Regions from separate parts of the Homo sapiens genome. Here region 1 is linked to region 2. The links are chromatin loops, found by intact Hi-C in ENCODE. Cell type or tissue: endothelial cell of umbilical vein. All regions are shown on one strand. Links, peaks and the distances in the headings refer to the core of each region. The heading gives the core; the rest is flanking DNA.

Region 1 (16,644 bases), core at 5,278-13,277, 150 kb after region 2:
CTATACTCCAGCCTGGGCAACAGAGCAAGACTCCGCAAAAAAAAAAAAAAAAAAAAAGGAAAAGAAAAAAGAAATGCAATGACATGTAACAATCCACAAGTTATTGTCAACATTGACATTGGACCACATAAGAGGAAACAGATGGAAAAACATTTGGAATGATTGGTAATTTAACAACGTGTTAAGATTAAATTTCTAGGAGTACAAAAACTCCTAAATTGTTCCTTAAATAAAAGAGACTGAACCAAAATCTTTCCACAATTCTTTTTTTTTTGAGATGGAGTCTCACTCTGTTGACCAGGCTGTAGTGCAGTGGCGTGATCTCGGCTCATTGCAACCTCCGCCTCCAGATTCAAGAGATTCTCCTGCGTCAGCTTCCCGAGTAGCTGGCACTACAGGCGCCCGCCACTATGCCTGGCTAATTTTGTATTTTTAGCAGAGACGGGGTTTCACGGTGTTAGACAGGATGGTCTGGTCTCCTGATCTTGTGATCCGCCCACCTCGGCCTCCCAAAGTGCTGAGGTGAGCCACCTCGCCTAGCCTCCTTCCACAATATTTTCTACATTGAAAAGTAGACATAAAAATATATAAAGCCTTGCTGGGTGTGGTGGCACGCACCTAAAGTTCCAGCTACTCATAACAACCTCAAACCCCTGGGCTCAAGAGATCCTCCCACCTCGGAGTCCTGAGTAGCTGGAACTATAGGTGCAGTGGCTCGTGTGCATAATCCCAGCTAATCATGGGGCTAAGGCAGGAGGACTGCTTGAGCCCAGGAGTTCAAGCCCAGCCTGGGCAACATAGCAAGACCCTATCTCAAAAAAAAAAAAAAAAATATATATATATATATATATATATATAGAGAGAGAGAGAGAGAGAGAGAGAGAATGACAGACAGATAGATTCATACTCATGTAATCCTGGTTTGGGAAAGCTGTTTTCTATATAAGAGAAAAATCATAAGGTAAAAGATAGATTTACCTTCATTGACATTAAAAACTTCTGTGTGTCAAAAACAAAATGAAAAAGAAAATATGAATAAAACTAAAAGAAAATATTTATGATATAAATGTCAATGGTTCAAGATCTTTAAATACATAAAACTTTTAAAAATCAAAAAACAAGGGCAGGGCGTGGTGGCTCACGCCTGTAATCCCAGCACTTTGGGAGGCCGAGGCGGGCAGATCACGAGGTCAGGAGTTCGAGACCAGCCTGGCCAGCATGGTGAAACCCCGTCTCTACTAAAAATACCAAAAAAAATTAGCCGGGCATGGTGGCACACATCTGTAGTCCCAGCTACTCAGGAGGCTGAGGCAGAGAATTGTTTGAACCTGGCAGCCGGACGTTGAAGTGAGCTGAGATTGAGCCACTGCACTCCAGCCTGGGTGACAGAGCGAGACTCCACTACAAAAAAAAAAAAAAAAGTCAAAAAACAAAATTGATACCCTAATGAAAAAACAACGGACTAGAATATGTAATTCTCACACACACATGCACACCCTCCACATACACGGAATCTTAACTAGTCAATATATGGAAAATATTTAACCTTATCAATTGAATAAATGGAAATAAAAACAAGATAGCATTCCTTTATATATCTTCTTGATAAAGATTTTTAAAAATGATAATACATAGAATATATCATACTTTTGAGGGTACAGACAAACATTGATAATATAAACTGGCACAACTTCTCTGGAAGACATTTTAGCAACAAATATCTTCAAAAATATTCCTGGGCCCGGCGCAGTGGCTCACGCCTGTAATCCCAGCACTTTGGGAGGCTGAGGTGGGTGGATCACCTGAGGTCAGGAGCTTGCGACCAGCCTGGCCAACATGATGAAACCCCATCTCTACTAAAAATACAAAAATTAGTTGGACGCAGTGGCACGCGCCTGTAGTCCCAGCTACTCGGGAGGCTGAGGCTGGAGAATCCCTTGAACCTGGGAAGTGGAGGTTGCAGTGAGCCAAGATCACACCACTGCACTCCGGCCTGGATAACAGAGCAAGACTCCGTCTCAAGAAAAAAAAAAAATTCATATACTTCAGGCTGGGTGCTGTGGTTTACGCCTTAATCTCAGCACACTGGGAGGTGGAGGTGGGAGGATCACTTGAGCCCAGGGGGTCGGGATCAGCCTGGGGAACACAGCGAGACCCCCATCTCTATAAAAAATTTAATAAATAGCCAGGTATGGTGGCGCACACCTGTGGTCCTAGCTACTTGGGAAGCTGAGGGAGGCAGATCAGACTGACAGGCCAAGGATGCAGTAAGCCATGATCGCACCACTGCATTCCAGCCTGGGCAACAGAACGAGACCCTGTCTCAAAAAAAAAAAAAAAAATCATATACTTTATATACTTTACTGTATATATGTATTACCTCAATTTTTTTTTAATGGAAAGAAAAAAAGCTCCTGCTGATTTTGCACTATGATCTAGTGGCAGGAAGACAAGTAGGTGTGGCTAGGGAACTAGCATGATGTGGAGAGGTAACATAGTGTACTGCACCCTGCTCCCACGGGTGGGCCGCATTCTCCCACCAACTCCCACCACTGCAGAGAAGAGGTAGGGGTGGGGAGAGAGCAAGGCCTAGGCTGAGGGAACTAGGGGACTTATTAGAGAAGCTTTACCAAGTGGCTATTCACAGCATTTCCACAACACTAGAAAACAAAGAATATTGGCTATGTTGTCAAATTGGGCTTTAATGTTATTCAAAGGATTTCAACACACCACTTCATCTATGCACCAGGACAAGTTGATGATGTGAAACAGAAACTAGCAGTTAAAGCTAAGGCTATGTTTACAGTTGGACACTCTGAAGAGTAGGCTACAGAAAGAAGGGAACTTTGAGAATTAGTGGAATTTGCTTTGAAATGCCAGAAGGCTGTTTTGGAAATTGGGCTAATTATAAGACTATGTAAGGAGGAGTAAGGCCTCACCTCAACTCTATCCAGCCTTTCATCCCCACCTCCACTTTCACCCCAGGAAATGATTTGGACTGGCCAATGGGGACTCTGAAATATGTACTTTTAGTGTTTATCATCCCAAAGGTAGCGGTCTACCAGAGAAAATACATGTTACGTTGATGTTGTCTATGTATGGTTTATATTCTTCTCAGCTCTGATAATCCCAGTGGTACACCCTTCACACCTACTATGAGAGAATGATTTATTATAATGGTGTACTTGTCTGGCATGTTTTAGATCCAAATTCAGAACTAAGGCAAATATAGAAAGTTCATCTTTCTTCTTAGAAAAAAATGTATTTTTAAATTTCACTCTCAGCTGGGTGCAGTGGCTCACACCTGTAATTCAAGCACTGTGGGAGGCCAAGGCAGGCGGATCACCTGAGGTCAGGAGTTCGAGACCGGCCTGTCCAACATGGTGAAACCCTGTCTCTACTAAAAATACAAAAATTAGCCGGGCGTGGTGGTGTGGGCCTGTGGTCCCAGCTACTCGGGAGGCTGAGGCAGGAGAATCGCTTGAACCCAGGAGGCAGAGGCTGCAGTGAGCTAAGATGGCACCACTGGACTCCAGTCTGGGTGACTCCATCTCTTTTTTTTTTTGAGACGGAATCTGGCTCTGTTGCCAGGCTGGCGTTGCAGTGGTGAAATCCCAGCTCACTGCAACCTCTGCCTCCCGGGTTCAAGAGATTCTCCTGCCTCAGCCTCCTGAGTAGCTGGGACTACAAGCACGTGCCACCACGCCCAGCTAATTTTGTATTTTTAGTAGAGACAGGGTTTCACCATGTTGGCCAGGATGGTCTCGATCTCTTGATCGTCGTCTCGGTCTCATGATCCGCCCGCCTTGGCCTCCCAAAGTGCTGGGATTACAGGCGTGAGCCACCACGCCTGGCTAAGACTCCATCTCAAAAAAACAAAAAAAATTAAATAAATAAATAAATAAATTTCACTCTCTGTGACATGAATCCATTGGTCAGAAAAGAAAAAAAAAAACAAAAACAAAATAAATTTCACTCTCAAGTAATTCTCCTTTCACTGATACAAGGATTTAAGTGGTTGGAGACCTAGGTTCTATCATCCTTAGCCAGAACAGTCACCTAGAAATTAGGAAAATTAAGGGCTATGTCCATACAAACAGTGCATGGCTATATGGAATTTCTATAAATCCTCTGAAGTGCTGATGAAGGAGGGATTCAGTGTGATCTCCTGATGCAAGTGGCAAAAAGATACCCCACCTCCACTTTGTTCTCCAAAATCTTCCCCTACCAGATAAAGAGTAAAATTTACAAGTTTTACTATAGCTCACAGACAAATTGCCCAAGCTGAAGTTAAGATTATATCTTCTTTTTCTGCCTTAGATAATAGGCTAGTGAGTATATAATGGAATTACTAAAAAGCCAAGGACAAATACAGCAGTACCTAAGAAGTGCTGATATAACTTAAAGAATAAAAGAAGTGTGGCACTGTTATTAAGCCAAATATTAACCACCAACAGCTATACTTTATAACACAATCTGATATAGGCCATGCATGACAAGAACACAGCCCTAAAACGGAACCTCATTCTCAAAATTCAATATGGCCGCTAGCTGGCTCAAATGGATACTGTACACCACTGGCTCTCACCTGTATGATTGATTTGCCTTATTTTAAGGCTTCTAGTGATATTCAGTGTGACAGCTAATGGTTAAGTCTATGGAGCACAGGTTAAATAAATGAATCTTCTCTCAATTCTATGTTATATAGCCCAGTATAAAAATATTCAAAGTGTACTTGCTGGCTTATGGAGAAATTCATCTTAATTTAACCTCTCTCTTCAGAATGAACTATTGTTTTCTTTGTCCTTGTTCCCTAGGGTCCCACCTCCTAGCTTCATATGAGCACTCAATAAACAGCAAAAAATATTTGTTTTCCTTCATTTTTAATCTTTAAAAAATGTTTAAATCTTTTTTGCGTAGGCAAAAATAAAATTTTACTGAGCCCTTATTGTATGCCAAATAACACTGTAAGAATCACCTTATTTAATCTTTACAACAGACCTATGAGTTAAGTGTTATTAATATCCTCATTCTGGCTGGGTGCAGCGGCTCATGCCTGTAATCTCAGCACTTTGTGAAGCCAAGGTGGGAAGACTGCTTGAGGCCAGGAGTTCAAGACCAGGCTGGGCAACATGGTAAAACCCCATCTCTACAAAAATACAAAAATTAGCCAGGTGTGGTGGCATGTACCTCTAGTCCCAGCTATTCAAGAGGCTGAAGTAGAAGGATACCTTGAGCGTAAGAGGTCAAGGCTGCAGTGAGCCATGACCGTGCCAATGAACTCCAATGTGGGCAACAGAGGGAGACACTGTTGCAAAAATAACAACAACAACAACAAAAACCAAACCCATAATATCATCATTTCACACATTAGAACACTCAGGCACCCAAGGTTAAGAAACATTCCCCTCAGCTGGGCACGATGGCGCACACCTGTAATCCCAGCACTTTGGGAGGCAGAGACAGGAGGATTGCTTGAGCCCAGGAGTTTGAGACCAGCCTGGGCAACATAGTGAGACCTTGCCTCTACAAAAAATAGAAAATTAACTGGGCATGGTGGCATATGCCTGTAGTCCCAGCTATGTGGGAGGCTGAGGAGGGAGGATAACTTGAGTCCAGGAGGTTCAGGCTGCAGTAAGCCATGAATGCACCACTGCTCTCCAGCCTGGGTGACTGAGTAAGACCCTGTCTTGAAAAAAACAAAAAAAAAAGAAAAGAAAGAAACATTTCCCTGATCACACAGCCAATAAGATGCAGAATGGCTCATGCTTATAATCCCAGCACTTTGGGAGGCTGAGGTGGGAGGATTGCTTGAGTCCACGAGTTTGAGACTAGCCTGAAAACATAGTGAGACCCCAACTCTACCATGAAAAAAAAAAAAGCGCGGCAGTTCAGGATTTGAAGTGAGGCAGTGTAAGTCTAGAGCCTATCCCTTAACTACTATTGTCAGCTTATACAGCCTAGAGTAACTTCCTTCAAGTTGGTGGTTCAGTTCTCAGCACTATCACTTACCAGCTGAATGAGTCTTGGACAAATTGCTGAAAATGTTTGAGCTACAGTTTCTTCATCTGTAAAACAGGTTTAGTAACAGCCTGTTTACAAGATTTGTTGGGGAATTAGATGAGATTATATATATGGACAACCTGGCATGCAGTAGACATTCAGCAAGAGTCAGCACTCTTCCTTCCCTGCTTGACATTCCTATTCTTTATTTCTGAGTCTCGCTCTATTGCCCAGGCTGGAGTGCAGTGGTACAATCATTGCTCACTGCAGCCTCGACCTCCCAGGCTCAGGTGATCCTCCCACCTCAGCCTCCTGAGTAGCTGGGACTACAGGTGTGTGCCACCAATCCTGGCTAATTTTTGGTAGAGATGGGGTTTTGCCATGTTACCCAGGCTGGACTTGAACTCCTGCCAGGCCTAAAGTGATCCTCCCAAAGCGCTGAGATTACAGGTGTGAGCCATGGTGCCCAGCTGACATTCCTCTTCTTTTTGTGCTTGCTGCTGCTCAAGTGTGAGACTTCTAATTCCAGCTCCATTGAAAATCAGGGCCCAACACAGCTCCCAGGGAAGGAGACTAAGCAGTTTTTTTTGTTGTTGTTATTTTTGAGATGGAATCTCATTTTGTCGCCCAGGCTGGAGCACAGTGGCGCGATCTCGACTCACCACAACCTCTGCCTCCCAGGTTCAAGCGATTCTCCTGACTTAACCTCCCGAGTAGTGGGATTACAGGCGTACACCACCACGCCCAGCTAATTTTTGTATTTTTAGTAGAGACAGGGTTTCACCATGTGGACCAGGCTGGTCTTGAACTCCTGACCTCAGGTGATCCACCTGCCTCGGCCTCCCAAAGTGCTGGGATTACAGGCAGGAGCCACCGCACCTGGCGAGAGACTAAGCAGGTTTAAGAAAAAGGACATTGTTGCTTTCAGTCTCATAGTAGACATCGGAATATTTCCTAAATTCCTAAATGGGTACATCCCAGCCCTCAAACTACCCTCACCACACTAGTGTAACAAGCCCCCAGGTACACACATTTTGGTTTCAAAGTCACACTGATCCTCCACCCTTTTCCAGGTGGATGGAACAAGAAAACTCACCTAATGCCCTGACGATTCGCATAAGGACTTCCCCGACTTTCATTCTGGTCTCTGGTGTGTGCTTGTCTTTGCTGCTGTCATATTGAGCCAACAAGTCCGGCAAGATTTTCTCAGGATAGACGTCTGACAGCAGGGCAACCCCTGGGGTTGAAAACAAAAAGAAAGGATTCATTACTGTTTACGATCAAAAGGCAAATAAACCAGTCACCCTGTGATGGGATGAACGCAGAGATGCTGAAAACCATCTCTAAAGCTCTCCCAGCAAGGGCTGCCTATTGTTTGGAGAGTCAGCATAGTGAGTGGAACGAAGATGGGCCTGGTAGTTGAGACTCCTGTGTTTGTCTAGTCCCAGCCTGATACGATCTCTAAGGTCACTCCCAGCACTGACGTTCTATGATCCAGGCAATGCCTCCTGCCTTTGCTGCAGTTCTCCATTCCTGTATAATTTCCCTCTGTGGAACTGCCAGTGATGGGAGCAGTTTCCACAAGGAAACATTTTCAGAGCATCCTGGACATGATCAATATTAGATCTAAGCTCATGGCTGAGTTTCCTAATCAACAGAAATAGGGAAGACCCTGACCCTGAGTCCCCCCTTCGTAGGACTTGCTGATCCTCTCTCCTATCCACAGCAGCGCCTTCTAAATGTGTAGCCTGGAACAGTGTTATCATAATCTGAGCCCAGCCCCATACTCAGCAACCTTTTTAGGGGTGGCAGGGAGGTGAGAGATGACCAGACAGATCCAGAACAAAACCCCTGGTTGGCCTCAAAACTATATAACTACAAATTCTACCATTCATGTCTATACTGTTGTTTATTCCTATTTTCTCTCATTAGTCTTTAGCAGAGAACAGGAAAAAGATTACACACTATAAAGAACAGTGACGAAAAAGAAAAAAAGTAAAGAAGGAATAAGTAGAAATAGGGGTTCCAGGATGAGAACCCACTTCTACCCCAAGCACCCTGGCCCATCAACTCTGCTTTGGGTTTCTCCAATAATCCCCTCATTGGTCTCCCTGCTTCTACCTTTTTCATCCATTGCAGATGGAGCTATTTGGTTTGAATCATAAGTCTGGCCCCTTCATGCTTCTGCCCAGACCCCTCAGTGGTTTCCCTTCTTCCCTGAATATGAGCAGTCCCCATCCCCCGCCTTCCTTTGTTCTCTCTCTGATCTCATCTTTTAACACTCTCCCTTGCTTCCTGGCCTCCTTGCTATTCTCCAGTAGGCCAAGTGATCCTGGCTCGGAGGAGTCGGCCTCACTTCCCCTCTGCATCTGCTGCTGCTCCTCCTGGTGGCCTCACAGCTTGCTCCCAAACCCTATCATGTCTCTGCTCACAGATCACATTTGTCACATATAAAACGGCACCCTCCTTCCCCTGCCACTCTTTACTCCTCTCACCCTGCTTCATTTGTCTTAGCACTTAATATCACCTGACAGGTTGTGTATTTCCTTATTGTCTGCTCTCCTCCTTGGAATGTGAACTCTATAATAAAGTCAAGGATTTTCTTTTGTTCCCTGCTGTATCCCCAATGCCTAGAAGAGTCCTAGCACATGTCAGGTGCTCAGTAACTACCTGCTAAATGAATGAATGGATGAATGGATGGATGAGTAAACAGGATTCAAATATACAGTCCTGATATAAATTTCAGGAATTAAGAAAGAGAGGATGGGGAAGAAGTAATATAAATGCTTGAGAAATCTATACTTATTTTTCATCTAAATTTACCATTCTCGTGTTTAAACTGACAGCCTTGCAGGCAAAGTCTACGTGCAGTTTTTTATGTTATAGGTTGTGATTCCATTCTCTTCTAAATCACATCCACACTCTTCACTGGCCTTATCCGCCGCATCTGCTGAGCTGTGAAGGCGGAGCACCTGCTGAGGGCTGCACCTGTCTGCCCATCCTCCTTTCTGCCCTCCCCACCCCCATCTTTTCTTGCTTCCAAAGAGCCTGGGAAATCTCTGCATGTGGTCCTAAGCCTGCACCTCTGCATGTGGTCCTAAACCACACCTCCAATCCAGAGTCCATCTTAGGACTTCAGTCCTAAGATGGGCTCTAATCTTATGCAAGCAGAAGCTCTGCTCTTAAGAGAGATTCAGGCTGTGGCACAACACTGTTGCCAAAATGTGACACTGTAGTTGTAGTTCACTCTATTATATAAAATGATGAAGAAGTCCTTGGAGGTTCAACACGGAGTTATGGAATATTGTAGCATAGAAAAAAATGTCTGCATCGGCTGGGCGCAGTGGCTCACGCGTGTAATCCCAACATTTTGGGAGGCCGAGGTGGGTGGATCACTTGAGGTCAGGAGTTCAAGATCAGTCTGGCCAACATGGTGAAACCCCGTCTCTACTAAAAATACAAAAAGTTAGCTGGGCGTGGTATCGGGCACCTGTAATCCCAGTTACTCAGGAGGCTGAGGCAGGAGAATCGCTTGAACCCCAGAGGAAGAGGCTGCAGTGAGCCGAGATCACACCATTGCACTCCAGCCTAGGCAACAATAGTGAAACTCTGTCTCAAAAAAAAGAAAAAAAGAAAAAAATGTCTGAGGCCTAAGGGTAAATGAATTGTTTGCTAAGAGAAAGAAGAGGGGGCTAGGTGCAGTGGCTCACACCTGTAATCCCAGCACTTTGGGAGGCTGAGGTGGGAGGATCACTTGAGGCCAGGAGTTTGAGACCAGTCTGGGCAACATAGGGAGACCCCATCTCTATAAAAATAATTTTAAAAAAATTAGCCAGGTGTGGTGATGTGTGCCTGTAGTCCTAGCTACTCGGAGGCCGAGGCAGGAGGATTGCTTGAGCCCACAAGTTCTAGGCCGCAGTAAGCTATGATTGCAGCATTGCACTCCAGCTGGGTGACAGTGAGGTCTCAAAAAAAGAAAAACAGAAATAGCCTCCAACTTCTAAAAGACCTCCACAACTGCAATTCTGGCAGGTGTTATATCACTGATATATTACAAGGCCTGGTATATATTACAGATTTGCAGCTATCATAACTTTCTTTTTTTTTTTTTTTTGAGATGGAGTCTCGCTCTGTCACCCAACTGGAGTGCAATGGCTTGATCTCGGCTCACTGCAACTTCCACCTCCCGGTTCAAGCAATTCTCCTGCCTCGGCCTCCCAGGTAGCTGGGATTACAGGTGCCTGCCACTATGCCTGGCTAATTTTTGTATTTTTGGTAGAGACGGGGTTTCACCGTGTTGGCCAGGCTGATCTCGAACTCCTGAGGTGATCCGCCCTCCTCGGCCTCCCAAAGTGCTGGGATTACAGGCGTGAGCCACTGCGCCCGGCCCATAGCTACTTTCTAAAATCAGAAGTTCTCAACTCAGAAAATCTGGTGGGTGTTTCCTTTTAGGAATGTAGTCATGACTTTGCAATGGAAAACAGTGGAAAAATGGGATTTGCTTTATAAAACTTTGATCTATTTCTAGCTTTTCTGAAACCTATTACTAAAGTCCCTCTTACTGTTGTTTAACATAGTCTTTTTTTTTTTTTTTTTTGAGACGAAGTTTTGTTCTTGTTGCCCAGGCTGGAGTACAATGGCGTGATCTCAGCTCACTGCAACCTCCATCTCCCGGGTTCAAGTGATTCTCCTGCCTCAGCCTCCTGAGTAGCTGGGATTACAGACATGTGCCACCATGCCCAGCTAATTTTATATTTTTAGTAGAGACAGGGTTTCTCCATGTTGGTCAGGCTGGTCTCAAACTCCTGACCTCAGGTGATCCACCTGCCTCGGCCTCCCAAAGTGCTGGGATTAAAGGCATGAGCCACCGTGCCGGGCCCTTACTGTTGTTTATTCCTATTTTCTCTCATTAGTCTTTAGCAGAGAACAGTCATTTACTTCTGTGAACATACTATCCTGGCCAAATGAGCTCTGGACTTCCTCTCTGTAGTGGGCAGACATGTGATTACACCTAGCATCTACTCTCTCTTCTGGTAACAACACCACCATGGTGTTCTTTTGGAGAAATATCCCTTTCTTACTCTCAGTCTGTGTGGTTTGAGTGGGCTAACTATACCCACTTTCTCCCCCTCCAGGTGTGAACTTGTATCCCAGGCTGGCCAGTTAGGATCTTCCATTCCATCCCCACCACCATGACTGGTTCAGGAACAGGGAATGAGATTCGATCCTGAAACCCACATTGACACTACTGGGAAAGATAAATTCCCCTCCCCACCACCCATTGAAGAGACTAATCTGGAGCTGCCAGTGGCCACCATGTGGAAAAAGCCCACACAAGAATGACACCAACACAGAGGGAGAGCCAGCCTGAGAGGGAGGGAGAAGAAGAAGAAGAGACCCGATGGCATCTTTTCAGCTCCGGGACCCAGGTGTACTCCACCCACTCGACTTTCTGGATAGAAAAGCCAATAAACACCCTCTAATGCTCATGCCAGTTGGACTGTTTTTCAATTAAAATAATCCTAACACACCCTTTTTCTGGTTAACAATGATTTTTCAGATTTTTTTTTTTTTTGCTTTTCCTATAATGCTAAACTTTAAACTCATTAGGGAGCTTTTAGTTCTCCCAATCTTCCATAAAAAGGTTCCCAAAGCAAAGCCCAGTTTCCTTGCTTCCCACAGTCCCAGATCTAATAGCAATTGTTTATCTTCCTGCTGGCCTGTTCCACAGACGGCTGCCAAATGGCTGGCTGTTTGAGTTTTACCTTCTAGGATACAGGTGCCACCTATGAGTTTATAAATCCCTGGAGAATAACAGCAGTTCCCCCTTTACCCACCAAGCAGTGAAGAGAGTCATACATGATGGTTAAGACTGTATAAAAATGAAAGGGATGAGATTTTGTGTGCTTGTTTTTATTTATTTCGAAAAAACTTTCTGTACTTAGACACTCTGTGGAAGCACGGCCATAACCTTCACATGACCATGGGCCCATCACACTTGATAATTCCTTTGTGACTTGAAAATGGGGTAATTTCTGGGTCAGCACAAGATTCAAGAAAACATCACACATCAATCCCTTTGGTAATGAGACCCAAAGGATTGTGTGAGAGAGACCTCTTTCTGCTCTGACCGTAGGAAACTAGCTATGCATTTTAGGATGTGGTGCAACAGATGAGATATAGAGAAGGTAAAAGTGAATCCAAACTGGGAAGAGTTCACAGACGCATTCTGAACTTTTTTTGGAGGCAGTGCGTAGAATATTGGTGAATTAACGTAACTAAAAAAATGTTAGGTGGCCAGGCGCGGTGGCTCATGCCTGTAATCCCAGCACTTTGGGAGGCCGAGGCGGGCGGATCACAAGGTCAGGAGATCGAGACCATCCTGGCTAACCCAGTGAAACCCCGTTTCTACTAAAAATACAAAAAATTAGCTGGGCGTGGTAGTGGGTGCCTGTAGTCCCAGCTACTCGGGAGGCTGAGGCAGGAGAATGGCGTGAACCCGGGAGGTGGAGCTTGCAGTGAGCCGAGATCATGCCACTGCACTCCAGCCTGGGCGACAGAGCAAGACTCCGTCTCAAAAAAAAAAAAAAAAAAATGCTAGGCTGGGTGCAGTGGCTCACGCCTGTAATCCCAGCACTTTGAGAGGCCGAGGCGGGTGGACCACCTGAGGTCAGGAGTTCGAGACCAGCCTGACCAACATGGTGAAACCCCCCTCTCTACTAAATACAAAAAATTAGCTGAGTGTGGTAGCAGGTGCCTGTAATCACAGCTACTTGGGAGGCTGAGACAGGAGAATCACTTGAACCCGGGAGGTGGAGGTTTCAGTAAGCCAAGATTGCACCATTGCACTCCAACCTGGGAAACAAGAGTGAAAACTCCATCTCACCAAAAAAAAAAAAAAGGCCAGGTGCGGTAGCTGACATCTGTAATCCCAGCACTTTGGGAAGCTGAGGTGGGTGGATCACGAAGTCAGGAATTTGAGACCAGCCTGGCCAATATGGTGAAACCCTGTCTCTACTAAAAATACAAAAATTAGCTGGGCGTGGTGGCGTGCGCCTGTAGTCCCAGCTATTCGGGAGGCTGAGGCAGGAGAATCTCTTGAATCCAGGAGGTGGAGGTTGCATTGAACCGAGATGGCGCCACTGCACTTCAGCCTGGGCGACAGAGTGAGACTCTGTCTCAAAAAAAAAAATGTTATTACGATAACTACATGTAACAAAACAGACTGTCAACTTTGTAAAATAACTGTTTTTTTTTCTTCCCCCAAGACTTCCCTGAAAGCCACACACATATTTTGAGCAAAACAGTGTTGACTTCAAGATGATCCCACAGCGTGTTACTCAGTGATTCTGAGTAGCAAAAGGAGTTTGGGTGTCGTGTACTTTTACTTAGTACTCTTGCATTAACAGGGAAGTCAGTCTAATTCTAAAATGTCTTTGCTAACTGGCTCTATCCCAGGGAACTGCTAAGCCATTCCTACCTCAAAACTAACCTGCCTCATTTCTCCTGGGCAGATAACAACTTCCCAAAATACCCACAGCAACCCGGAAAACCACCTACTCACTTGAAACTCACAGATATTTCTGCCAACAAAACTACAAGAAACACAAAAACCCACACATTGTATAATTCCATTGAAATGAAATGTCCAGAATAGGCAAATCTCTACATAGGAAAAGTAGATTTAGTGGTTACCTAGGGCTGTGGTAGTTTGAGAAAGCAGGGAGTGACTGCTAATAGTTACGAAATTTCTTTCTGGGGTGATAACAACATTCTAAAACAGGGGTCCCCAACCCCCAGGTTGCAGACTGTTACCGGGCATGGCCTGTTAGGAACGGGACCACACAGCAGGAGGTGAGCAGCAAGGGAGCATTATTGCCTGAGCTCTGCCTTCTGTCAGATCATTGGAGGCAACGGATACTCCCAGGAGTGTGAACCCTATTGTGAACTGCACATGCAAGGGATCTAGGTTGTGTGCTCCTTATGAGAATGGAAAGTCTGATGATCTGAGGTGGAACAGTTTCATCCTGAAACCATCCCCGCCCTCCCAACACCGTCCCGTCCATGGAAATATTGTCTTCCATGAAACCAGTCCCTGGTGCCCAAAAGGTTGGGGGCCATTGTTCTAAAATTCCAGCCTGGGCAACACAGCCAGACCCCATCTCTACAAAAATTTAAAAAATTAGCCAGATAGGCTGGGCACAGCGGCTCACACCTGTAATCCCAGCACTTCGGGAGGCTGAAGTAGGTGGATCACTTGCAGTCAGGGGTTTGAGACCAGCCTGGCCAACGTGGCAAAACCCCGTCTCTACTAAAAATACAAAAATTAGCAGGGCATGGTGGTGCATACGTGTATTCCCAGCTACTTGGGAGGCTGAGGCAAGAAAATTGCTTGAACCCAGAGGGCAGATGTTACAGTGAGCTGAGATCATGCCACTGCACTCCAGCCTGAGTGACAGAGCGAGACTGTCTCAAAAAAAAAAAAAAAAAAAAATTAGCCAGACATGGTGGTGCATGCCTCTAGTCCTAACTACTTGAGAGGCTGAGGCAAGTTGGTCACTTGAGCCCAGTAATTCAAGGTTTAGTGAGCTAGCACAACACCACCACACTCAAGCCTTTGTGACAAAGGGAGACCCTGTCTCAAAATTTTAAAAACTTCTAAAGTTGACTGTGGTGATGGTTACACACTCTGAAAATATACTAAAAACCAGTGCATTGTTTATTTCATTATTTATTTATTTATTTTATTTTATTTTTTTTTGAGATGGAGTCTCACATTGTTGCCCAGGCTGGCGTGCAGTGGTGTAATCTCAGCTCACTGCAACCTCTGCCTCCCGGATTCAAATGATTCTCCTGTCTCAGCCTCCCAAGTAGCTGGGACTATAGGCACGCACCACCACACTCGGCTAATTTTTTGTATTTTAGTAGAGATGGGGTTTCACCATGTTGGTCTGGCTGGGCAATCCACCTGCCTTGGCCTCCCAAAGTGCTGGGGTTACAGGCGTGAGCCACTGCAGCCGGCCTCATTTTTTATTTTTTAAGACAGAGTCTTGTTCTGTCGCCCAGGCTGGAGTGCTTTGGTATAATCACAGCTCACTGCAGCTTCAACTTCCTAGGCTCAAGTTATCCTCTCACTTCAGTATAGCTGGGACTATAGGTGTGTGCCACCACACATGGCTAATTTTGTTTATTTTTTGTGGAGACGAGGTCTTACTATGTTACCTAAGCTGGTCTCAAACACCTGGACTCAAGTGATCCCCCCTCCCCAGCCTCCCAAAATATTGGGATTACAGGCGTGAGCCACTACACCTGGTCTGAATTGTTCACTTTAAGTGGATCAATGGTATGGTATGTGACTTATATCTCAAAAAGTTGTTATTAAGAAACTATAAGAAAATATTTCATATCTGCCCTTTTAGGTTTTTATTTCTTATTTTAAAAATTTTATTATTATTATTGTTATTTTGAGACAGAGTTTTGCTCTGTCTCAGGCTGGAGTGCAGTGGTACAATCTCAGCTCACTGCAACCTCCAACTCCCAGATTCAAGCAATCTTCCTGCCTCAGCCTCCAGAGTAGCTGGGATTACAGGTGCATGCCACCACACCTGGCTAATTTTGTATTTTTAGTAGAGACGGGGTTTCACCATGTTGGCCAGGCTGGTCTTGAACTCCTGAGCTCAAGTTACCTGCCTGCCTTGGCATCCCAAAGTGCTGGGATTACAGGCGTGAGCTACCACGCCTGGCAGGTTTTTAAAATAGAAGAGAAAGGAAGAAAATAATATAGCATATCTTAAATATAAAGGGAAATCCACTGCCAAGAGCAGAATATCAGCTTCCTTTTGTATCCGAATCTGTTTTGGTTGCCCCTGCAGGGTGAGAGTAGAAAGAGGGGGAAAATGAATTGTAACCCGTTACTTGATTAAAAAAGAAAATCAAAATTAGCCAGGCATGGTGGTGTGTACCTGTAATCCCAGCTACTCAGGAGGCTGAGGCAGGGGAATTGCTTGAACCAGGGAGATGGAGGTTGCAGTGAGCTGAGATCGTGCCACTGCACTCCAGCCTGGGTGACAGAGCGAGACTCCATCTCAAAAAATAAAAAAAACAAACAAAAAAAGAAAATCAAGTATTTTGCATTTCATAGAATGTCTTGCATTCATAAGAAAATGGTGTATTACATTTAAAAGTCTAAATTCTGTGGTAAGCCAGAAATTCTACTCTAGAAATCTATCCTAATAGGTATATTAACACAGCAGGAAATCACTTTATGTACAAAATCATCACTGTAGCACTATTCGTAATAGAAAAGACTGGAAACAAATTTGCATCAACAGAAAATTGATTAAGTGATGGTCATTCATACAGTGGAATATAAGGCATCCATTTAAAAAATGAATAAGGGCAGGTGCAGTGGCTCACGCCTGTAATCCCAGCATTTGAGAAGCTGAGGTGGGTGAAAGAATCACTTGAGGCCAGGAATTCGAGACTGGCCAGGCCAACATAGCGAAATCCCGTCTCTACTGAAAAAAAAAAATTAGCTGTGCACGGTGATGCATCCCTAGAATCCCAGCTACTCGGGAGGCTGAGGCAGGAGAATCACCTGAACCCAGGAGGCGGAGGTTGCAGTGAGCCAAGATCGCGTCA
Region 2 (8,370 bases), core at 371-8,370:
CCTGGCGGGTTTTTTATAATAATAGTTACTAATTTCAAAAGAGAGAGAGAAGCCAAATGCTGGTTAAATAAGGTATATTCTAGAGTGGTCTGATTACAGCCAAAGCTTTTTAGTTTTGGGTAGGGTTCCCATTGTGGGTCAGGATTGATTCTTTGAATGCTGGTGCCTTTTTGAGGGGAAAAAAGTTTCCTTTACTGAGATAAAGTCGTTTGACTAACTTAGGAATACAGAATTTATGTATTGTTTAGTTCATTTAGCTGCGTGAAGGCCCATAAAGATCAAGTAGAAAACTTTTTTCCCTCCTCATGAGATTGGGGACAGGATACATAATTTATTGCAGGGAAAGGTTTGGTTTTCTTTATACCTTCTTATCTTTCCAAGGCTACACATGAGTTGTGGCCTGTGAGTCTGATACCACACTGTAATATAATGAATTTAAATCTTTTTGAAAAGCTACATCACAGAAGTCTCTCCCTGGCTCTGCAGTTAACCTTGTCAACCTAGAATTATTGTTCCTAACGAAAGACATGTTAGTCCTAGCCAAATCTGGGGTTGAACTCTGCTCTTAAGAGATAGTTAGCCGGGCGCTGTGGTTCACGCCTGTAATCCTGGCACTTTGGGAGGCCGAGGCGGGTGGATCATGAGGTCAGGAGTTCAAGACCAGCCTGACTAATAGGGTGAAACCCCATCTCTACTAAAAATACAAAAATCAGCAAGGCGCGGTGGCAGGTGCCTGTAATTCCAGTTACTCGGGAGGCTGAGGCAGGAGAATCCCCTGATCCTGGGCAGCGGAGGTTGCAGTGAGCCGAGATTGCGCCACTGCACTCCAGCCTGAGTGACAGAGTGAGACTCTGTCTCAAAAAAAGAAGAAAGAGAAATTTGGCCGGGCACGGTGGTTCACGCCTGTAATCCCAACACTTTGGAAGGCCAAGGTGGGCAGATCACTTGAGGTCAGGAGTTCGAGACTAGCCTGGCCAAGATGGTGAAACCCTGTCTCTACTAAAAATACAAAAAGTTGCCGGGTGTGGTGGCGGGCGCCTGTAGTCCCAGCTACTTGGGAGGCTGAGGCAGGAGAATCACTTGAACCTGGGAGACAGAGGTTGCAATGAGCTGAGATCGAGCCACTGCACTCCAGCCTGGGCAACAGAGGGAGACACTGTCTCACAAAAAAAAAAAAAAAAAAAAAAAAGTTGCCGGGAGAGCTCTTCCACTGACTCTCTTTTAGTTTCTTGACTTCATGTATAGCGTATTCATCAAATCGTGCCTTCAGATGCTCTTGATAGAGCTGCAATTTCTAAACAAGCCCCATCTTAGAACAAACAACTAGAAATTGCTCTAGTCGTCTTTCAGTGTTGCTGGAATGAATTGAGACTGAAGACTTAGACATATTCTTCTTATACAGATAATTTCCATTGTTATGCTTGTGATTTCTAATAGGGATTTATTTGTATTGTACTTCTTCCCCACCTCTTTTTTCTACTCACTCTGTCTACTCTCAAGGGGATGGGGGCACATTGGGTTGCATGTTCTCATATGCTTTTTTTTTTTTTTGAGACGGAGTTTTGCTCTTTGTTGCCCAGGCTGGAGTGTGGTGGCGCAATCTCAGCTCACTGCAGCCTCCGCCTCCCAGGTTCAAGCAATTCTCCTGTCTCAGCCTCCCGAGTAGCTGGGATTACAGGCACCCGCCACCACGCGCGGCTAATTTTTGTATTTTTGGTAGAGATGGGGTTTCACTATGTTGGCCTCAAACTCCTGACTTCAGGTTATCTGCCCACCTTGGCCTCCCAAAGTGCTGAGATTACAGGCATGAGCCACCGCGCCCGGCCTCATACACTTTTTAATCAATTCTACACTGAATGAAATATATACTCCCTGCCACCTCCATCAGGTGTGTCCTCAGGGGAGTACTCAGGAATCCCTACCTACTGTGCCCTAGAAACAGTTGTGTGGAGTAGAATCTCAAGGAGCAAGAAAAGAAATAACAGAATTCAGGTGTTACAGGATATTTTAAGGTGCTAAAGTAGAATTTTAAAATTCACTAAAGGATGCCCTCCTCTACGTTCCTGACTAGTAGTAAATACACCCACGTGCGTATAAATTACCTAACTGTAGCCAGAGCAGTCTGTAAGTTCCTGTGAACTAAACTCTTAGAAGCTGGGCTCGAACTTCATTTCTACATACATCTGCAGCATCCCAATAGTTCTAGGATAAGACAAGTTTTTACCAGCCTGACTGAGCATGGTGGTAAGATGCTGAGGCCTGTGGGCCACAGAACTATTTGCAGGAGCATTGCTAGATGTCTGGTAATGCCATAGATGTACACAGGCAGAGCCTCCTGCATCAGTGTGTAAAGGTGTGCATTGTTATTGAGGCATGGGGGATTGGTATGCAAGTACAGCTGTGCCATCCCAGCAACCAAATGTGTTTTCGACACCATTGTTCTGAATTCCTGTTCAGAACAGGAGACTGTCCAGGAAATGGAGAATGCACTGAAAATATTTCGGCATTTTTCTCAAGCACATGGTCACAGTGCTTAACGATTGATTTTGGTTGTCAGGAAGTAGGCTCTGTCTCCTTCCCTGCCTTGATCTTCCTAGAATATACCGTGTACCTATGTGAACACCTTATTGCTTCTCTAAAACCACCTGTATTTTACTGTCACTTGTACCCATCCAGGAAAATATACTACATCATCTTCAAAAGCATATTTGCAAGAGCCCCTTCTCTGTGTGCATTATTGAGCCTTTTTTTGATTCGTGGCTAAAATGTACCATTCCTTAAATTGTCAAAATTATGGGTCAGAATGCTGATTTTCTTATCTCACTGTCTCAAAAAACTTAGTTCATCTCAATAGAACTTGGGGTCTTTAAAGCACCTCAGCAGATGTTATATTTGGTCTTTGCAATAGTTTCATAGGACATAATCTAGGTGTCATAGTCACAAAGTGACTTGTTCTTGACTACACAGTAAAGAGGTCCACACTTACAGGCAGGAGAGCTAAATTTAGGCCTTCTGATTTTAAATTGTTATCCTTCTTCAAGAAACCTTATAAAAGGATTTTTAAAGTGCTTTTAGTTCTGTTGAGAGTAGTGGTGGGGCCTCTTTTGGAAATGTTTGGGTTCTGAGCTTGGGTATTACCCCTTTTCCAGTGGTCCCACAATCTGTGCTGGTGCAGAAGGTCTGACTCAATTCAAGGATGCTCTCTTGATTCCATATTGCCCTTCTGACCAGCTATTGCATATACTCCATGCCTGCCTGATGCCTTGATTCTTTTTCGTTCTCATTAATACTTTTTTTCCTTTGGGAAGGCAGAATTGTGTAGTGATTATGAGTGTAGATAGTCAGATGGCCCAGATTTCTACTCTGTCACATAGCAGCTGTGTGTGTCCAACATACAAGCAAGTGACTTCATCTGTGTGTGCCTCAGTAGCCTGATCTGCAAAATAGGAATAAATACCTATATCATAGACTTGTGATGATGGTTGAATGAGAAACCACCAATATATATGCACAGTAAAAATTCCACAGTAAAAATTCAAAACATGTTAGCTGCTACTTATATTTGAATTTAAAAAGTCTAGTGAGTTGGCCGGGCGCAATGACTCAAGCCTGTAATCTCAGTACTTTTGGAGGGCAACGCGGGCGTATCACCTGAGGTTGGGAGTTCGAGACCAGCCTGACCAACATGGAGAAGCCCCGTCTCTATTAAAAATACAAAATTAGCCGGGCATGGTGGCACATGCCTATAATCCTAGCTACTCGGGAGGCTGAGGCATGAGAATTGCTTGAATTCGGGAGGTGGAGGTTGCGGTGAGCCGAGATCGCGCCATTGCACTCCAGCCTGGGCAACAGGAGCGAAACTCTGTCTCAAAAAAAGTCTAGTGAGTTGACCAATTTCATGTTCCCAAAGTGTTTGGTGCTCTAGGAGTAGAGTCATACTATAAGGCTGCAGATCCAAAAGGAAGATTAACATACCAGTAAAGAAATCTCAAGCTTGCACAGTGTCTCACGCCTGTAATCCCACCACTTTGGGAGGCTGATGTGGGAGGATCCCTGGAGCTCAGGAGTTTGGAACCAACCTGGGCAACATAGTAAGACCTGTCTCTTAAAGAAATCGGCTGGGGGTGGTGGCTCACTCCTGTAAACACAGTACTTTGGGAGGCTGAGGCGGGTGGATCACCTCAGGTCAGAAGTTCGAGACCAGCCTGGCGTGGTGGCGGGCGCCTGTAATCCCAGCTACTCAGGAGGCTGAGGCAAGAGAATCACTTGAAGCTGGAAGGTGAAGGTTGTGGTGAGCCGAGATCATGCCACTGCACTCCAGCCTGGGCAACAGAGTGAGAGTCCATCTCAAAAAAACAAAAAAAAAATCTGTTTAACATTTTAATCGGGTGTTTGCTAAGCTTGAGCACAATTATAATACCTATTAACTTTCCATACTACAGGTGGTAAACATTGAACTAATAACCTTCCACTAAACTGCATAATACATTGACAGTACTTAGCCAGAAGCTGTAGTTTTATCCCCGATCCTATCAGCCCCCCATGAATCTATGCATCACAGAAAGTGAAGCCAATTGTCTTTAGGCAAAAATGTCCAGTTCTTACAAAGTACTCCAAGTTTGCCACCAGGTGGTGCTGCTGTTGTATAAAATGAAAGCATATTATCCTTTTTTTTTTTTTCCCCTTTGAGACAGAGTCTTGCTCTTCTGTGTAGACTGGAGTGCAGTGGTGTGATCTCAGCTCACTGCAACCTTTATCTCCCAGGTTCCACTGAGTCTCATGCCTCAGCCTCCCAAGTAGCTGGAACTGCAGGCGTGCGCCACCACACCCAGCTAATTTTTTGTTTTTTTTTTTTTTTTTTTTTTAGTAGAGATGGGGTTTCATCATGTTGGCCAGGCTGGTCTCAAACTCCTGACCTCAGGTGATCCACCCACTTTGGTCTCCCAAAGTTCTGGAATTGCAGGCGTGAGCTACTGCTCCCGGCCAAAGTCTGTTATCTAATTATCTAAGATATTTTCATATCTAAGTGAAAGGTGGTGAAAGCTTTTGATAAGAATCACATCAGAAGTCAGCTTACCATTCACTAAAGATGTTGGAGGACTTTCTCAGTTCCCTTGGATTTATTGATTGATTGATTGATTTTTTGAGACAGTCTCACTCTGTCGCCCAGGGTGGAGCAATCTTGGCTCACCGTAACCTTTGCCTCCCAGGGTTCAAGTGATTCTCTTACCTCAGCCTGCCGAATAGCTGGGATTATGGGTGCCTGCCACCACACCCAGCTAATTTTTGTATTTTTAGTAGAGACTGGGTTTCACCGTGTTGGCCAGGGTGGTCTCGAACTCCTGACATCAAGTGACCCACCGCCTCAGCCTCCCAAAGTGCTGGGAACACAGGCCTGAGACACCGCGCCTGGCCCCCTTGGCTTTATTTTTAAAGGGAGACCCTTTGAACCTTGATAACCAAGGAGGTAGACTTGAAGCTTACATCATTACCAAAGAAAAAAGTAAAATCTTAAGAAACTCCATAGGCTTTTTTAAGAAACATGCAGAGTAGGAAATAGACTACCCTAGGCTGGGCACAGTGCCTCACATCTGTAATCCCAACACTTTGAGAAGCTGAGGTAGGAGGATCACTTAAGCCCGGGCAGTAAAGGCCTCAGTGAGCTATGATTTTGCTCACTCCATCTTGGGCAGCAGAGTGAGACCCTGTCTCAAAAGAAGAAAAAAGTAAGAGGCCGGGTGCAGTGGCTCAAGCCTATAATCCCAGCACTTTGAGAGGCCAAGGTGGGCGGATCATGAGGTCAAGAGATCAAGGCCGGGTGTGGTGGCTAATGCCTGTAATCCCAGCACTTTGGGAGGCTGAGGTGGGTGGATCACCTGAGGTCAGGAGTTTGAGACCAGCCTGGCTAACATGGTGAAACCCCATCTCTACTAAAAATAACAAAAATTAAGCCAGGTGCGGTGGTTCACGCCTGTAATCCCAGCACTTTGGGAGGCCAAAGTGGGTGGCCAACCTGAAGTCAGGAGTTCGAGACCAGCCTGGCCAACATGAAGAAACCTCGTCTCTACTAAAAATACAAAAATTAGCCAGGCATGGTGGTTGTGTGCCTGTAATCCCAGCTGCTCGGGAGGCTGAAGCACGAGAATCACTTGAACCTGGAAGGCAGAGGTTGCAGTGACCTGAGATCATGCCACTGCACTCCAGCCTGGGTGACACAGTGAGACTCCCTCCCAAAAAAAAAAAAAAAAAAATTAGCTGGGTATGGTGACATGCACCTGTAATCCCAGCTACTCAAGAGGCTGAGGCAGGAGAATCACTTGAACCCGGGAAGCAGAGGTTGCAGTGAGCCGAGATGGCGCCACTGCGCTCCAGATTTGGTGACAAAGTGAAACTTGGTCTCAAGAAAAAGAAAAAAAAAAAAAAAAGAATATCCTTAAGAAAGGCACATCAGCATAGTGAGCAAGAGTATGGTCTTTGCAATGTATGTCTTCGGTTCATATCATCTTTTCCTTAGTAGCTATGTGATCTTAATTAGTTTTGCACATACAGTTGACCATTGGTGATTTTAAGCAACCCTATCTCATATGTACAATATTGGTAAAAGAACAATTCCCACTTAGGGCATTGTTAGAGGAACAAGATAAAATGTGTCTAAAGGACTTAGAAAAGTACCTAGCACACAGTAAGTAATAAATATTAGTTGTCGGCCAGGCATGGTGGCTCACACCTGTAATCCCAGCACTTTGGGAGGCTGAGGCGGGTGAATCACGAGGTCAGGAGTTCAAGACCAGCCTGGCCAACATGGTGAAACCCCATCTCTAGGGCCGGGCGCGGTGGCTCACACCTGTAATCCCAGCACTTTGGGAGGCCAAGGTGGGTGGATCACGAGGTCAGGAGATCGAGACCATCCTGGCTAACATGGTGAAACCCCATCTCTACTAAAAATACAAAAAAAATTAGCCGGCCGTGGTGGCGGGCACCTGTAGTCCCAGCTACTCGGGAGGCTGAGGCAGGAGAATGGCATGAACCCCGGAGGCGGAGCTTGCAGTGAGCTGAGATCGTGCCATTGCACTCCAACCTGGGTGACAGAGTGAGACTCCGTCTCAAAAAAAAAAAAAACCCCATCTCTACTAAAAATACAAAAAGTTAGCTGGCCATAGTGGTGGGTGCCTGTATTCCCAGCTACTCGGGAGGCTGAGGCAGGAGAATCGATTGAACCCGGGAGGTGGAGGTTGCATTAGGTGTCATTATTAGTTGTTGTTGTTATTACCCTAAATCTCTTTTTTTCTCTCTACAGCTTGTTTTCACTTGCTTTTTAAAGACAGAAAGCTCATGGTGCAAATTGTTATTTCCAGGTAAGTACATTTTGAGATTTTAAAATTTGGCTTGAAATGATGAGGGCTATAGAGGTGTGCCATGTGTCTGGAAGAATCAGGGTCCTTAGGTGCATCTTGTACAAATCCTTGCATTCTGATCTCTAGTTCCATGCCTAGCACTGCCCAATTTCCCAAGAACTTGACATCCAACAAAGAGGTCCTTTGGGCCTCAAATGGTGGTGTGAGGACACTATTCATCCTTCACCCCTCAAAAATATTGTAACCGCCAGCCCTTTGCTTGCAGTGCGAGGGCTGGAGGCCTGGCAGAATGGGTGCTGATGGAGCTACAGGGGGAGATCGAGGCTCGCTACAGCACTGGATTAGCTGGAAACCTCCTGGGAGACCTACATTACACCACTGAGGTGAGGGGGCTTTTCTTTCCCTGCCTAATGCCTCAGGAAAGCAAGCTACACCAAGGTGGTGCTCCCAGGACCCAGAGTGAGGACTGCCTCAGGTTTGTTATTCAAGGCCTAGCTAATCTGCGATGCTCTCTGCTTGTTCTCCCCCTACCTCTGCAGTAGCAGGGAAATTTAATTTTGGGGAATCTGGAAAGCTCACATTTCTGAAAGTGGAAATTCTCCTATGTGGGGCTAGAAAGTAAAAAGGGCACATGGGTGGGTGGTCCAGTGTGGCTGCTCAACAATGGCAGAGCCAGACCAGGGATTGGAGGTGCCAGCATAGCCTGCCAAGAGCAGCTTTAGGAGGCGCCTGAGTGTTATGGCCTTGCCCCGGAACCTCAGGAATCTCGTTCTTGTTCTGCCAAAGGGAATCCCTGTGCTGATCGTGGGGCATCATATCCTGTATGGGAAAATCATCCACCTGGAGAAACCTTTTGCAGTCCTTGTCAAACACACTCCTGGGGATCAGGACTGTGATGAGCTTGGCCGCGAGACTGGCACCCGGTACCTGGTGACAGCACTCATCAAAGACAAGATCCTTTTCAAAACCCGCCCCAAGCCCATTATCACCAGCGTCCCCAAGAAAGTATGAAAGA

The links. Hi-C counts contacts between places; a loop is a spot of excess contacts. Peaks named below come from ENCODE experiments on the same cell type or tissue, not always from the same donor. Only the 100,000 strongest peaks of a DNase experiment are listed, where the experiment ranks them.
Region 1: it touches region 2 in a loop (10-fold over the local background); 3 of 110 quality-filtered maps call a loop at or near these places.

Annotation. Positions count from the first base shown.
Region 1 is chr16:68,964,624-68,981,267 of GRCh38, reverse strand. TANGO6 (transport and golgi organization 6 homolog) reads right to left here. Exons shown (of 18, transcript NM_024562.2): 15 at 7,100-7,240. Among named protein-coding and RNA genes, the nearest start is that of TANGO6, 130 kb to the right of the region's middle. RefSeq lists enhancers at 3,046-3,546, 8,261-8,761. In endothelial cell of umbilical vein, for the core only: a CTCF peak has its summit at 8,400 (motif pointing left); DNase peaks (open chromatin) are centred at 8,317 and 11,747; H3K27ac peaks cover 845 bases.
Region 2 is chr16:69,120,421-69,128,790 of GRCh38, reverse strand. It overlaps DERPC (DERPC proline and glycine rich nuclear protein), which reads left to right. Exons shown (of 3, transcript NM_001002847.4): 2 at 7,298-7,355; 3 at 8,142-8,370. The coding sequence starts at 8,363. CHTF8 (chromosome transmission fidelity factor 8) reads left to right here. Exons shown (of 4, transcript NM_001039690.5): 2 at 7,298-7,355; 3 at 7,621-7,738; 4 at 8,142-8,370. The coding sequence starts at 7,333. The coding sequence ends at 8,366. Among named protein-coding and RNA genes, the nearest start is that of CHTF8, 8.0 kb to the left of the region's middle. In endothelial cell of umbilical vein, for the core only: a CTCF peak has its summit at 4,605 (motif pointing right); a DNase peak (open chromatin) is centred at 4,640.